Linked DNA regions of Homo sapiens: region 2 is linked to region 1. Evidence: chromatin contacts called from ENCODE Hi-C or POLR2A ChIA-PET data. All regions are on one chromosome and are shown on one strand. The core of a region is the stretch at or near the end of the contact, and the rest is flanking DNA. Distances in the headings are between cores, read along the strand shown.

What was found. Hi-C counts contacts between places; a loop is a spot of excess contacts on that map. ChIA-PET counts read pairs that join two places held with the same protein, here RNA polymerase II (POLR2A). Pooled maps may share reads with other maps.
Region 2: a map with no recorded cell type shows a loop between it and region 1 (13-fold over the local background). The contact joins the enhancer-like site here to the promoter of CCDC102A in region 1. A Hi-C loop is called at or near these places in 1 of 168 maps with a recorded cell type or tissue (B cell), 23 of 37 single-sample maps with no recorded cell type and 5 of 50 pooled maps. POLR2A ChIA-PET finds 5 or more read pairs at or near these places in 7 of 52 experiments (AG04450, Caco-2, GM10248 and 4 more).

The regions. Positions count from the first base shown.
Region 1 is chr16:57,534,101-57,538,695 of GRCh38, reverse strand. CCDC102A (coiled-coil domain containing 102A) reads left to right here and starts at 2,125. Exons shown (of 9, transcript NM_033212.4): 1 at 2,125-2,196. It also overlaps a transcript of ADGRG5 not described here. RefSeq lists a silencer at 1,883-2,832.
Region 2 is chr16:57,335,774-57,341,092 of GRCh38, reverse strand. No RefSeq gene overlaps it. Among named protein-coding and RNA genes, the nearest start is that of CCL22, 20 kb to the left of the region's middle. Within about 2 kb of position 1,377, at least 2 of the 41 ENCODE cell types and tissues checked have a DNase peak (open chromatin) inside an H3K27ac peak, as active enhancers do; they include GM12878, where a contact is called at or near this core.

The DNA.
Region 1 (4,595 bases), core at 876-3,375:
AGGCTGCCAGAGAGAAACCCTGCCGAGACCACTGGGGAGGTTGACGCCAGATTAGCCTTGCATTCAGAGAGGCGCCTGGGGGTGTTGTTCTAGAAAGAGAACTATGGTAAAATTGAAACAGTCAGATCTGGGATCTGACATCTCATAGGGTGACCCCGGGCCAGTTACTCGAGACGATCCTCTGGCCTCTGCCTCCCAAGTTAGCTGGGGCTACAGGAGCGTACCATCACACCTGTCTAAACTTTTTATCTTTTTGTAGAGACAGAGTGTCCCTATGTTCCCACGCTGGTCTTGAACTCCCGGCCTCAGGCGATCCTCCCGCTTTGGCTTCCCAAAGCACTGGGATTACAAGTGTGAGCCGCCGTGCCCAGTCCAGTCATTTCTGATCTTCACTTTTCTCATTATGAGAGGGTGGTAATAACACCCAGCCCCTAGGTAACTAAGATAACATCATGCGAGCTGCCAAAACCTGTGGCCAGCACCTACTTTGGTTCTACGATCGGGTGGGTCACGTCACCCCACCCTAGCCCCTGCAAAAGACATCCTCAGGACAATATTTACTGCTTCTTCCTAAGGAGAGAAGGCCTGATAGTGATGAGGTTATAGCTGGAGTTCAGGTGCACCATCAACTCAGTCTCCACCACCTTCCCCAGCCCCATTTCCACCTCCAAAAACTCTGGGCAAGACCTCTGGGCTCTTGATCCAAGGCTGTTACTGGCTGTAGGACCTTGTGCAAGTCTGAGCCAAGAGCCTCTCTGAGCCTTCATTTCCTCAGCTGTAAAATGTGGATGCCCTTGTCCTCTGAGTACTCAAACCCCACATACATCTCCTATCTATCTCTGGCTGGTGAACAGACGCTTTCAACATTCAGCCACGCATAACAAATACAAAGCAAATGAATCGACAAGTGAAACTGCCAGTCTTGCAACGTATGGGATTTCATGAAGTTGGTGGAAGCAAAGCAGGAGAAATGGAACAGCCGCTGCCCACAGAGAAAGGGAACGTCTGCAAGGGAAGTGACCCAGACCCGAAAAAAGGCACTGGACTATCAAAGGATTCAGAGTGATCCTTGAGTTTGAGGAAGCTCTCAAATATTTTTGCAAAAATGAATCTCTTACTGCAAAAACCAGTTCAGAAGGGAAGGATGCTACATACTCAACTATTACAAGAAAAAGCAAGACTTCCAGTGTTAACATCTGATTCATTCTTGGTTCATTTTAAGGCGTGCGTGGTTGCAATCATAATCTAAACTCCGTTAATCACGGGGTAAAACTAATTTATCTTCGTAATATTTAGCTTCTTTTTCTAGGTAAAATCCCAATCAGGCCAGGTTTTCCCCACCATCTTGGTGAATTGTTGGTCTTCTTTTAAATAGATTCACCTCGGGGGCCTTCCAGGGTACAGGATGTAGTGGGGAGTCCTCCAGACGCCTGTCCCGGCTTTCCAGTCAAGACCACAAACATCCTACCCCCAATAGAGAGAAAGCCCCAAAACAGCTGGGCGTCCCCGAAGGCGAAGTACCGTAATTCCCCAGGGCCTGCCAACCACCATCGCAATGCAGAGAAAAGTCTCCGCCCGCCGGGCCGAGTGCTCCCCGCGCCCCCCACCTCTTAACAAGCGCAAGGTTGCTTTCGTCAACCCTTCTGTTGTACAGAAAGAGAAACTGAGGCCCGATGGGCACAGACTTGTTGGCCCACTTCCACTCGGTGGCAGAGCTGGCCCAGGGAAAAATGCAGGTAACAACAGTGAAGACTTGGTAAGCTCGCTCCACGTGCCGAGCTGGGACCCGCGGTGGCCGTTTCTGCTGGGGGCGCCTAGTACGTAGTTGGCGCTGAGGAAACCTGAACCAAGAAAGCCGAGCCCCCCCGCAACTCTCGGCCCCTCACGGGGGTGGGGCCTCCGTTGGGGTACGGCCCGCTCTGCAGCAGAGCCCACCGCCCCGGCCCGCACCCCTCGCCCCGAAGTTAGGCTGGAGCCCCCACCCCAGCAGCTCGGTGGGCCGGGGTCACAGCGGGGCCGCAGCCTGCGACCGCTTCGGGGGCCCCGCCGCTCCCCCTGCTTCCCCTCCCCCCGGGAGGGAGGAGGAGACTCCGCGGCCCTCCCTCGGCCCCTCCGGCGGCGGTCGCAGCTGCACGGTGCCCGCTCTACCCCGCCGCAGCGGCTGGGACGTACGGAGCCCGCAAGTCCCGGCCCGAGGTGAGCGGGGGCGGCAGGCCGGGGGGCGGCAGGCCAAGGCGGCCCGGGAACTTGCTCCAGGCCGCGCGCCTTCCGCGGGAAGGAAGGGGTTAAGTTGTGGGGCGTGCTGGAGGAGCAGACACAGTCGGGGCGCCCGCGGCAACCCCCGAACTCAGAGCAGAACTTTCTAGACGCCTCCCCGGCCTCCCTCAGCCCCCGGAACCCCAGGTCTCCGGTGGGGAGGGGCCGCGGGGTGATGGGGGAGGGGAGGCGCCTCCGGAATGCCGCGGCCCGGGCCGGACGGGAGGGGGCGGCGGGCGGGGACGGAATTTGGGACTCTCCCGGGGGACCCAACGTGGTCGCCATGGCGAATGCGGGATGGACGGGCGGCGCTGGCCAATCAGAGCACGGCGCCCTGCCCAGAGCCGCGGCGACTGCCAATGGGGGCCATGCGGTGGGGTGGGCGGGACCGCGCGGCGCGGGCCGGGAACCCCCTCCACCCTCCGCCCGTCGCTAGGTGGAGCGGGGCGGTTCGCAGGGCCAGCGGCTTGGGAGGGGTCGACTAAGTGAGGACTAAGGCGACGCAGGGCTGGGGCTTCAGTTTCAGTACCTTAGGTGGGGGTGGTGTCCACCTTCCCACCCCCGCTCTCCCAGGGCTCTTGTGGGGGTTGGATTGGTTTGGGTTCGGGAGGTCTGCCCACCTGTTAGAGCGTTCAGGAATCTTTTTAGTGCCTCTCCCCATCCTGTAGGTAAGGAAACTGAGGCCCAGAGAGGGCAGGGACTTGCAGATATCACACAGCATATCAGTGATGGAGCTGGGACTAGCGGGATGTCTGCTGTACAAGAGTGAAGAGTTCACGGTGTTGCCGAGAGGGGTGGGGCTGGGGTCGGGGTGGGGCTGGGTCCCCATGAAGGTTCACCCCACCATTCCAGCTGTGCGTATCCACTTGGCCTGGTGCCTGCAGACCCCATCGTGTAGGTGCTCTCGGGGGCATTGTGCCCCTCAGGTGGCTAAGATCCAGAAGAGGAGGCATCCCATCACCAGCTCCCTACTCTGGCCTTGCTGCTGGTCCGCGGTGTGGACACAGACACGTAGCTGTCCCTCTGGGCCTCAGTTGGTCCATATGTAAAGAAAGGAGTTCAAATCAATGATCCAGGCTGTCTCTGTGGCTCCTCAGTCTAAGATGGGGCTACCTGGGAATAGGCCAGGGGTGCCTACCCCTGGGCTTAGGTCCAGCCTGGAGGCCTAGCCGCCATCCCTTCCTTTCCCGCCAGCCAGCTCCCCCCAGAGGTCCTGCAGCTGGATCCTGGGCAGCAGGTCACAGGGACAGGTGCCCGCAGTCTGTGGGCTGACCAGCCTTGGGCCCTGCACTTATTCAATCAGGCTGTCCTCTGTGGTTTCCCACTGGGCTCTGCTTTCTGTCCACAGCCAGGCCTGTGGCCATGGGCTTGTCCCAGGGCCCTACCTGAAAGGCTCTGGGAGGATCTACAGGGTTTCAGAGCCGGGGAAGGGGTTGGGGCACTGGGCTCCCCATCCCTTCAGCTGGCCCCTGTCCAGGCCTTGGCATTGCTCATTCCTCTCACTGATATGGAGAGACCCATCCAAACATGCTGAGGACAAAACACAACGCTGTTCCCAGTGGGTCAATTAGGCTTCCCCAGGTAAAAGGTGGGACAGCCGACTTGGCCGTGAGATGACCTCTTATTCCAACCCTGGCCAGACAGGCTCAGATACCTACCTGTCTCAGAGCCTGGCCACCGACTGACTCCTGATCTTTAGGATGACTCAACCTTCCCAAACTCTGCATGGTCACAAGGGTACCCCTAAGAGTGGTACCACCTTCTTAGGGGTACCTTCCATCCATCACGCATCTGCTGTATGCTGGGCCCTGTGCTGATGCCCTCGCTCGTGGACTTCAAAGTAAGGCCTTTGCTGTAGAACACGGAGGTGCCTGGTGCTTTGGGAGCATACTCTGTGCAGAGAGGTTAGAGAAGGCTTCCTAGGGGAGGGGACACTGGAGGTGGGTTTTGAAGGATGTGTAGGAGTTTGCTGATGAAGGAAGGAGAGATATTCCAGACAAGTCCACAAGCAACAGGAACCACTGGGTCACTTTCTGTGGGCAGGGCTGATGAGGGCCTAGCCTGCAGCAAGTGTCAGCTCAAAATATTCTTGTTTCTGTCCTGGAGTGAGCTACCAGTGAGCACAGCTGTGGGGCTGGGGTTCAGGAGCCCTGATGGAAGCTCTAAGTGGCACAAGTGTCCCATCTGGATGAGGGAAGCCTGTACTGCCAGAAGAGAGATGGCAGCTTGCCAGGCTTGGCTGTGGGAGGTTGTAGGGCTGTGGTCCCCAGGTGGGGGTGGGGTTGGGGAGATCAAGGCATTTCCTGGAGTTGGTGGCAGCTGAACTTGAAGATGGGTGG
Region 2 (5,319 bases), core at 128-2,627, 200 kb after region 1:
ACCCTCGGTTCCCTGTTATTTACTCACCCTGAAGCCTGGTAATCTGGACACAGATGGAGAATTATAGAGAAGACCAGGGGGGAACCAAGAGCGTTTGGAATCTCAGGAGCCTTCAAACTGGACAATGAACAGTGTCATCTCTTTCTGTGGTCAGTGGCCACCTACCTAAGGAATGGGTCCCCCAGGACCAACCATGTGTCAGAAGGCTCCTCCTCTTGCCCTTCTTTTAGTGTGGGATCCTGGAAGTCACTGTCACAGGGATGCTGTATCTACATGGGCTTGGACTCCTCGTACGGAAAGAATTATTATTTTCTCAAGTGGTAAAATGTTAACAGTTGGTGGATCAGGATGATGGAAATACAGGAAATACAGGATTTCTTTACTCTATTTTTGCAAATTTGCTGTAAGTTTGAAATTACTAGAAGATAAAAAGTTAAAAAATAAAAAAAGAAGAAGAAGAACAAGAGCTGGGCATGGTGGCTCACACCTGTAATCCCAGCACTTTGGGAGGCCGAGGCAGGCGGATCACAAAGTCAGGAGTTTGAGACCAGCCTGGCCAATATGGTGAAACCCCATCTCTACTAAAGATACAAAAATTAGCCAGGCGTGTTGGTGGGTGCTTGCAGTCCCAGCTACTCGGGAGGCTGAGGCAGGAGAATTGCTTGAATCCGGGAGGCAGAGGTTGCAGTGAGCAGAGATTACGCCACTGCACTCCAGCCTGGGTGACAGAGCAAGACTCTGTCTCAAAAAAAAAAAAAAAAAAAAAAAAAAAAGAAGAAGAAGAAGAAGAAGAAGAACCCAGAAACCCCCTCATGACCTCTTCCATCACAACCCCTCTGCTGCCACCACCAAGGAAAGCCCATTCTGGCTCCTAATACCTAAACTAGTTATTTCTATTTGAATCATAGAAAAAGTGACTGGGTGCACTGGGTGCTCATGCCTCTAATCCCAGCACTTTGGGAAGCTGAGGTAGGAGGATTACCTGAGCCCAAGTTCGAGACCAGCCTAGGCAATGTAGTGAGGCCCCATCTCTCCAAAAAAAAAAAAAAAAATACAAAAATTAGCCAGGCATGGTGATGCAAGCCTGTGGCCCCTAGCTACTAGAGAGACTGAGGTGGGAGGATCACTTGAGCCTGGGAGGCCAAGGCTGCAATGAGCCGGGGGGGGTGACAGAGAGAAACACTGTCTCAAAAAAACAAACAAACAAAGAACAGAAAGAAACACTGAATCATACAGAAAGCATTCCTTTATGCCTGACTTCTTCTCTTTTTTTGAGACAGCGTCTCGCTCTGTCACCCAGACTGGAGTCCGGTGGCACGATCACGGTTCGCTTCAGCCTCAACCTCAGCTATCCTCCCACCTCAGCTCCCCTAGCAGCTAGGACTACAGGCATGAGCCACTGCACCTGGCCTGTGCCTGACTCCTTTCATTCAACATTATGTTTAGGAGATTCAGCCATGTCTTTGCTTGCCCTTTTACTTCATTCTCATTCCTCCACAGTATTCCATTGTAAGAATGTATCACATATAGATGGGACTTCCAGAATGACTGAGTGAGGAAGCTCTGAAACACCCACCCACCCACACAAAGCCCTCATTCTTTTCTCATTAAAGTTCAAGACTTTTCAAAGTAAACACTTCTCAATTTGTTACATACTGTGTTAGTTTTTTCTTTTTTCTTTTTTTGAGACAGAATCTCACTCTGTCACCCATTATTCTACCTACTACTTATAATTTTGATCAATCTCCAGTTTTCAAATGATTATTTTTTCTCACAGTTTTGCAGTTTTGTTATAAGTTTTTGTAGTTTGTTATAAGTTCTGCTAAGTTTTGTATTTTTAGTAGAAATGGGGTTTTTCCATGTTGGCCAGGCTAGTCTCAAACACCTGACCTCAGGTGATCCACCCGCCTCAGCCTCCTACAGTGCTGGAATTAGAGGCATGAGCCACCGTGCCCTGCCAAGAAAAATTATTTTTAAGAGAACCAATAGAAATTCTGGATTTGAAAAGTATAGTGTCTAAAATGAAAATTTCCCTGGAGGGGCTTAAAAGCAAATTTGAGCTGACAAAATAAAGAATTGGCAATCTTGAGGATAGATCAGCAGAGATTATACAAGCTGAATAATGGAGAGAAAAAAGACTGAAGAAAATGAACAGAGACTAAGAAGCCTTGGCCCATCATCAAATGCACCAACATCCAGGTAACAGGACTCTGAGAAAGAGGGAAAAAATAGAGAAATGGGCAGAAAAAATATTCAAAGAAAAAAATGGCTGAAAAATTCCAAAATTTGATGATAACATTAATCTACACATCCTAGAATCTGAATGAGCCAGAAGTAGGATAGACTCAAAGAGATCCACACATGAGCACGTTATAATTAAACTGTTGAAAAGAAGAAAATAAAAACTTGAAAGCAGAAAAGAAAATCCATCATATACACAGAAATGACAGTAAGATTAACACATGACTTTTGTCCAAAACAATGGAGAAATACACAACAAACTAGGAATAGAAGGAAACTACCTAAGCATAGTTATGTGCAGATTAAAACAAACCTGATAGTGAAAGACTGAAAGCTTGTTCTCTAAGACCAGGAATAAGTAAGGATGCCTGCTTTCACCACTTCTAATAACATAGTACTGGAATCCTAGCCAGAGCAATTAGGCAAGAAAGAGAAATAAAAGGCATCCATATTGACAATGAAGAAGTAAAATTATCTCTGTTTGAAGATGACATGATCCTATATGCAGCAAACCCTAAAAATTGCATCCATTAAAAAGCTATTAAAACTAACAAACAATTCAGTAAAGTTGCAGGACACAAAATGGTCACATAAAAGTCAATTGCAGCTGGGTGTGGTGGCTTATGCCTGTAATCCCAGCACTTTGGGATGCCAAGGCAGATGGATCACTTGAGCTCACAAGTTCAAGAACAGCCTGGGCAATATGGCGAAACCCTGTCCCTACAAAAAGTACCAGAATTCACTGAGTGTGGTGGTGCACGCTTGTGGTCCAAGCTACTTGGGAGGCTGAGGCAGGAGGATGGTTTGAGCCTGGAAGGCAGAGGTTGCAGTGAGTCGAGATCGCACCACTGCTCTCCAGCCTGGGTGACAGAGCCAGATCTTGTCAAAAAAAAAAAAAAGCAAACAACAATTGCATCTCTACACACTAACAATTAACAATCTGAAAATAAAATTAAGAAAATAATTCCATTTACAATAGCATCAAAAAGAATAAAATATGTAGGAATAAACCTAACCTAACCAACAAGATAAAAGGCTTATATGTTGAAAACTACAAATGTTTCTGAAAGAAACAAAGACACAAATAAATGGAAAGACATCCTATGTTCATGGATCAAAAGACTTAATATTGTTAAGATGTCAATAGTAACCAAAGCAATCTACAAATTTAATCCAATCCCTATCAAAATCCCAACATCATTTTTAAAAAAAATTCTAAAATTTATATGGAAACTCAAGAGAACCCAAATTGCCAAAATAATATTGAAAGAGAAAAACAAAGTTGGAAACATCACACTTTCTGACTTAAAAACATACTACAGGCTAGGCAGGGTGGCTCATGTTTATAACCCCAGCACTTTGAGAGGTCAAAGCAGGAGAAATGCTTGAGGCCAGGAGTTTGAGGCCAGCCTGGGCAACAAAGTGAGATCCCATCTCTACAAAAAATAATAATAATAAATAAAAATAAATAATAAAACATACTGCAAAGCAACAGTAATCAAAGCAGTGTGGTACCAGTATAAAGACAGACATATAAATGGATGGAACAAAATACAGAGCCCAGAAATAAACTCTTGTTCATATGGTCAAATGAGCTTTGACAGGAGTGAAAAGACTATACAATGGAGAAAGGACAGTTTCTTCAACAAATGATATGGGAGAACTGAATATCCACATACAAAAGAATAAAGTAAGATCCTTACTTTATACACCATATACAAAAATTAAATCAAAATGGATCAAAAACCTAAATGTAAAAAATAAACTATAAAACTTTTAGAAGAAAACATACAAGAAAGCTTCATGACATCAGACTTGGCAAGGATTTTCTGGATAATCATACCAAAAGCACAGATAACAAAAGTAAAAATAGATACATTAAACTACATCAAAATCTAAAACTTCTGTGCATCAAATGACACAATCAACAGAGTGAAAAGACAACCTATAGAATGAGAGACTATATTTGCAATTACATATCCAGGGTTAATATGCAAAATATATGAGGAACTCGGCCAGGTGCAGTGGCTCACGCCTGTAATCCCAGCACTTTGGGAAGCCAAGGCAGGTGGTTCACCTGAAGTCAGGAGTTAGAGACCAGCCTAGCCAACATGGTGAAACCCCATCTCTACTAAAAAATACAAAAAATTAGCCAGGTGCGGTGGTGTTCACCTGTAATACCAGCTACTTGGGAGGTTGAGGCAGGAGAATCGCTTAAATCTAGGAGGCAGAGGCAGCAGTGAGCTGAGATCGCACCACTGCACTCCAGCCTGGGTGACAGAGTGAGACTCCGTCTCAAAAAAAAAAAAAAACATATATATATACACATATATATATATATATGTATATATATATATATGTATATATGAGGAACTCCTGCAACACAATAAGAAAAAGACAAATAACCCAATTTTAAAATGAACAAAGGACTTGAATAGGTATTTCTCCTAAAAAGATATACAAATGGCCGGCCAGGCATGGTGGCTTACACCTGTAATCCAAGCACTTTGGGAGGCTGAGGCAGGCAGATCACAAGGTCAGGAGATCGAGACCATCCCATGAATGGTGAAACCCCATCTCTACTAAAAATACAAAAAATTAGCTGGGCATGGTGGCGGGCGCCTGTAGTTCCAGCTACTTGGGAGGCTGAGGCGGGAGAATGGCGTGAACCCAGGAGGCGGAGCTTGCAGTGAGCCGAGATCACGCCACTGCACTCCAGCCTGGGCAACACAGCAAGACTCCGTCAAAAAAAAAAAAAAAAAAGCAGATAGACAAATGGCCAAGATGAAAAAACGTTAAACATCATTATTTATTAGGAAACTGCAAATCAAGACAAATATCAACCCACACCCATTAGGATGACTAATTAAAAAAAAAAAGACAGAAAATAACAAGTGATGGCAAGGATGTGGAGGAATTGGAACTCTTGTTCACCGCTGGTGGGAATATAAAATTGTATAGCCACTATGGAAAACAGTATGGTGGTTCCTGAAAAAATTAAAAGTAGAATACTATGTGATCCAGACATTCCTTTTTGGGGTATATATCCAAAAGAATTGAAAGCAGGATCTTGAACAG